2 separate regions of the Homo sapiens genome follow, and region 2 is linked to region 1. A link is an interaction called in ENCODE POLR2A ChIA-PET data of the cell type or tissue named here. Cell type or tissue: PC-9. All regions are shown on one strand. Each heading gives the region's core, and the rest is flanking DNA. Links, peaks and the distances in the headings are about the cores only.

The links. Peaks named below come from ENCODE experiments on the same cell type or tissue, not always from the same donor. Only the 100,000 strongest peaks of a DNase experiment are listed, where the experiment ranks them.
Region 2: POLR2A ChIA-PET joins it to region 1 with 12 read pairs; 6 of 35 experiments call an interaction of 5 or more read pairs at or near these places.

Annotation. Positions count from the first base shown.
Region 1 is chr20:53,549,612-53,552,523 of GRCh38, forward strand. No RefSeq gene overlaps it. Among named protein-coding and RNA genes, the nearest start is that of ZNF217-AS1, 1.7 kb to the right of the region's middle. In PC-9, for the core only: no CTCF peak of the experiment used is centred there; no DNase peak of the experiment used is centred there.
Region 2 is chr20:53,909,476-53,912,387 of GRCh38, forward strand. No RefSeq gene overlaps it. Among named protein-coding and RNA genes, the nearest start is that of BCAS1-AS1, 4.6 kb to the right of the region's middle. In PC-9, for the core only: no CTCF peak of the experiment used is centred there; no DNase peak of the experiment used is centred there.

The DNA of each region.
Region 1 (2,912 bases), core at 124-2,623:
CAAAGAACTTAAAAAGGACATTCAGACAAAAACTTGTCCAGCAATGTTCACAGCAGCATTACTCACAATAGCCAAAAGATGAAGACCATCCAATGTCCGTACTGATGAATGGATAAACAAAATGTGGCCTGCATTAGGCTGTTCTTACATTACTATAAAGAAATACCTGGCCAGGCGCGGTGGCTCACGCCTGTAATCCCAACACTCTGGGAGGCCAAGGTGGGCGGATCACGAGGTCAGGAGTCCGAGACCAGCCTGACCAACACAGTGAAACCCCGTCTCTACTAAAAATACAAAAATTAGCCAGGCATGGTGGCGGGCGCCTGTAATCCCAGCTACTTAGGAAGCTGAAGCAGAAGAATCGTGTGAACCTGGGAGGCGGAGGTTGCAGTGAGCCGAGATGGTGCCACTGAACTCCAGCCTGGGGACAGAGTGAGACTCCGTCTCAGAAAAAAAAAAAGAAAGAAAGAAATACCTGAGACTGAGACTGGGTAATTTATAAAGAAGAGAGGTTTATTGACTCACGGTTCTGCAGGCTGTACAGGAAGCATAGCAGCTTCTACTTCCAGGGAGGCCTCAGGAAACCTACAACCATGGTAGAAAGCAAAGCGGGAGAGAAGCGTCTCAAATGGCGGGAGCAGGAGCAAGAGTTGGGTGGGGGTGCTACACACTCTTAAACAACTATATCTCATGAGAACTCACTATCATGAGAACAACACAAGAAGATGGTGCTAAACCATTCATGAGGATCCACCCCCATGATCCTGTCACCTCCCACCAGGCCCCACCTCCAACACGGAGGATTACAAGTGAACATGATATTTGGGTGGGGACACAGATCCAAACCATATGTTGGTCTATCCACATCACGGAATATTATTCAGCTATAAAAAGGCATGAAACACTGATCCATGCTCCACCATGAGTAAGCCTCAAAAACATTATGCTAAGTCCCAGCTGGGCTCAGTGGCTCACGTCTGTAATCCCAACTTTGGGAGGCCTAGGTGGGAGGATCACTTGACCCCAGGAGTTCCCGACCAGCCTGAGCAACATAGTAAGACCTTCTTGTCTCCTCAAAAAATAAAAATAAAAAAAATTACCCGAGTATTGTGCTGAACACCTGGGGCCCCAGCTACTCAGGAGGCTGAGGCAGGCAGGAGGATCACCTGAGCCCAGGAGGTCGGAGCTGCAGTGAGCTGCGATTGCGCCACTGCCCTCCAGCCTGGGTGACAGAGCAAGACCCTGTCTCGAAAAAAAAAAAAAAAGTTACACTAAGGGCAAGAAACCAGACACAAAAACCACATAATTCCAGTCATATGGAATGCCCAGAATAGGTAAATCCATACAGACAGAAGCTAGATTAGTGGTTGCCAGAGGCTAGGGGAGGGAAGGATGGCGGGTGGTGGCCTAACTGGGCTTCCTTTTGAGACAATGGAAATATTTTGAAACTTGATAATAGAGGTGGTGGTTGCACAACGTTGTCAGTGTACTAACAGCTATTGAATTGTACACTTTAATATAGTTTTTCTTTTTGAATTTTTTTCTTCTTTTTACATATATTTTGTTTATTGGCCTCCAGCTTTGCATAATGTGGTATATTTTATGTTTTGTAAATTTTACCTCAATATAAATAAACATATACATTTTCAAAACATTTTTAAATGTGTGTGATGTTCTGATGAAGAAAACTCAGGCCCTCGAGCCCAGCAGTCTGTTTCCAGTCCCAACTCAGCCATGTGCCAGCTTTTGTGTGTGTGTGTGTGTGTGTGTGTGTGTGTGTGTGTGTGTCATGGAGTTTCTCTCTTATCGCCCAGGCTGGAGTGCAATGCAGCAATCTTGGCTCACTGCAACCTCCGTCTCCCGGGTTCAAGCAATTCTCCTGCCTCAGCCTCCCGAGCAGCTGGGATTACAGGCATGCACCACCACACCTGGCTAATTTTGTATTTTTAGTAGAAACCTCAGGTGATCTGCTCACCTCGGCCTCCCAAAGTGCTAGGATTACAGGCATGAGCCACTGCGCCCAGCCCATGCGCCAGCTTTATAACCTTGAACATGTTCCTTAACCACTCAAAGGCTCAGTTTCCTCACCTGAAAAAGGAAGGATATGTAGTTCCTTTTCTTTTGGTTTTGTTTAGTTTTGTTTGAGACAGGGATCTCATGCCGTTGGCCAGGCTGGAATGCAGTGGTGCGATCACAGCTCACTGCAACCTTGAACTCCTGGGCTCAAGCAATCCTCCCACCTCAGCCTCCAGAGTAGCTGAGACTACAGGCACATGCCACCAGACCTGGTTAATTTTTAAACTTTTTGTAGAGATGAGGTCTCACTACGTTTTCCAGGCTGGTCTCAAACTCCTGGGCTCAAGCAGTTCTCCCGCTTCGGCCTCCCAAAGCTCTGGGATTACATATAGTTCCTTTCCATGAGTTTGTTGTGAAGATTAAACAACACATTTATCACAATTAAGATAGCATCAGGATCAGAGTGAGGGTTTTGTAGCAAAGTTTTTGTTTGGTTTTGTTTTGTTATTTGGAATCAATGGAGCAAAAGCAAACACACACACACACACACACACACACACACACAAACACACACAGAGCCTTTGAAGTGAGACACGCGTTTGAATTTTGGCTCTGCCACCTACAACCTGGACCACATTGGGTAAAGCTGTTTAGACTCTCGAATCCTCAGTTTCCCAGCTCCTTAAGTACAGGATCTCATCTGACCTTCCTCATTAATACTGAATGACTTCAATTTAAGCAACGCCTGCATATATGACTGCTCACTAAAATATTATCTGTTGAGGCTGGCGTGGTGGCTCACTCCTGTAATCCCAGCACTTTGAGAGGCCCAGGCAGGCGGATCACTTGAGGCCAGGAGTTCAAGACCAGCCTGGCCAACATGGTGAAACTCCGTC
Region 2 (2,912 bases), core at 106-2,605, 360 kb after region 1:
TGAGGCTTAGGGAGTTAACAGCTTCAGATGATTCCTGTGTATACTTAAATATGAGAATCACTGATAAAGGTACTTGATCTAGCTGCTTCTTAAGGGTGATAACACTTTTTTTCTCTTCTTTCCTTTTCTTTCTTTCTTTTTTTTTTGAGATGGAGTCTTGCTCCGTCGCCCAGGCTGGAATGCAGTGGTGTGATCTTGGCTCACTGCAACCTCCGCCTCCTAGGTTCAAGTGATCCTCCTGCCTCAGCCACCTGAGTAGTTGGGATTACAGGTTACTCAGGTGGCTGCCACCATGCCCAGCTGATTTTTGTATTTTTAGTAGATGCAGGGTTTTGCCATGTTGACCAGGATGGTCTCGAACTCCTGACCTCAAGTTATCTGCCCAGCTTGGCCTCCCAAAGTGCTGGGATTACAGGCGTGAGCCACTATGCCCTGCCTCTCTTCTTTCTTCTTTTCTTTTCTTTCTTTTTTTTTTTTTTGAGACGGAGTCTCGCTCTTGTCACCCAGGCTGGAGTGCAGTGGTACGATCTCAGCTCACTGCAACCTCCACCTCCTGGGTTCAAGCAATTCTCCTGCCTCAGCCTCCTGAGCAGCTGGTATTACAGGCGCCCGCCACCATGCCTGGCTAATTTTTGATGTTTTGGTAGAGATGGGGTTTCACCATGTTGGCCAGGCCTGTCTTGAACTCCTCACCTCAAGTGATCCACCCACCTTGGCCTCCCAAAGTGCTGGGGTTACAGGCGTGCGCCACCATGCCCGGCCTCTTTTTGCTTTTAAAAATAAGTCTGGAGTCTAACATAGTCTAAGCAAAGAAGGTTTAAAATCCCCACCCAGACCTAACTGACTAGGGCCATGGAGCATGGGGTGAAATCATGAGGTGCTTGGGTTGGAACCGTGTGGATTGCAGCGTGGCTGCAGTGGTGCCTGCCACTTCCTAGGTGTGTGGCCATGAGCACACTGTGAAGACCCTCTGCCACAGGGCTTCCAGGAGCACCGCCTGCAGCGGGCTTCCCACACCTTCACTGAGATGAACCATCGAAAGCCCTGCCTTGGCACTCAAACCTCCAATTTCAAGATTGGGAAAGACAAGTGTATTTCTGCATGTTGAATTTTCTTTCTTTTTGTTTCCTCTTTTGGTGGCTTTATGAGGAAGATGGAGGTGGCAATTGCCAAGTGGAGAATAAGAAGAAGTGGAAAAAAATGAAAATAAGAAAGATAATAGGTGGAAGAGAGTCAGGCAGAGTGAAGGAATCAAAGAGCGGCACAGGACCCTGAGATCCGCCTAGCATCCATTAACAAGTATTCACGGAGCACCGATGTGTCAGGAACTGTCCTCCGCCCTGGGACCATGCTGGGACATGGACCGAGAATAGTCACATGTCTGTGGAGCTAGTGAGGGAGAGAGATGCCAAATAATTATGGAAAAGGTATATCTGCCAAGTAGAGGTAAGTGCCGGGGAGAAAAATAAAACAGGGAGAGTAATGGATGCGTGGGGGATGGGAGGGCACAGCCTTGTAAGGGGTGGGGAGTGAGCCACCAGAAAGGAGGGTATATTAGTCCGTTTTCACGCTGCTGATAAAAACATACCCGAGACTGGGAAGCAAAAAAGGTTTAATTGGACTTACAGTTCCACGTGGCTGGGGAGGCCTCAGAATCATGGCAGGGGGCAAAAGGCACTTCCTACATGGTGGCGGCAAGAGAAAAATGACGAGGAAGCAAAAGCAGAGACCCCTGATAAAAGTATCAGATCTCATGAGACTTATTCACTATCACAAGAATAGCAAGGGAAAGACCGGCTCTCATGATTCAATTACCTCCCCCTGGGTCCCCCCACAACACATGGGAATTCTGGAAGATACAATTCAAGTTGAGATTTGGTGGGGACACAGCCAAATCGTATCAGAGGGAAAAGCCACAAGGTGGGAACATGCTTGGCCAGAAGCTATTGTGGCTGGGGTGAAGAAAACAAGGACGGAGAGGAGTGACAGAGGCCATCAGGCCAGGGCGTGAGTGAGGATCCCAGAAAGATAGAGATATGTCAGCGGGTACAAGTCTGGGGGCACTGGAGCGATGCAGGCCTTCACAAATTCCGAAGTGGTAGTGGCCCTTGCAGGTGGCCTTTGTAGGGAGGGCCTTCAACTCCAGCACACATCCCTGCCCTGGGCTAGCCATCCTTGCTTCAGCTTTGACCAGGGTCCATATCAGCAAGATCATTGTGACCCTGTTAAAGAATCCAGGTTTTGTTGGAAGGATCATGGGGAGTCCCAAGCAGCATGAGACAATGCGCTTTACATTTTAAAAATGACACTGATGCTTCTCGGAGAACAGATTGCAGGGATGAGGGCAAGTGGGCAGCAGAGAATGTGACCAGTCATCTGGATTTACCAGAGATGGAGGGGTTTCCTGGGACATGGGACTTCCAGGGACAAAACCAGGCACTGGAATGAGCTGATGACCAGAAAGCAGAGAGACCAGAGAGGAGGCTATAGTAGTCTTTGACCAAGAGGTGTGAGTAGCTTAGATTAGGGTAAGAGCAGGGCTGTGATGACAAGCGGTTGGATTTGAGAGGTATTTTGAAGGAGTGGTAAGAGGAGCTATTGCTTTAAGAAGCAGGCAAGGCAAATCTCAGCTCCAGGTGGCAGGAAAGCCTTTCAGAAGGAGAGCTCTCACCCTGGGCCTGCAGGCCAGTTGGCTGTGGGACATCAAGTCATTCATCTCCCCAGGTTCCAGCTCTTTCCTCGGTTGGGGAGGGTGTGGGGGTAATGATGCCAACCTCGCAGTGTTGCCACAGGATTCAGTCACACATCCTGGGATGCCCCTTTGCAGCAGGTGCTGGCTGATATTATTTCTTAGGAGCCTGCACAAAAATTTAAGAAGGCATTTAGGAAGTTGGTGGAGCAGGAGATATGGA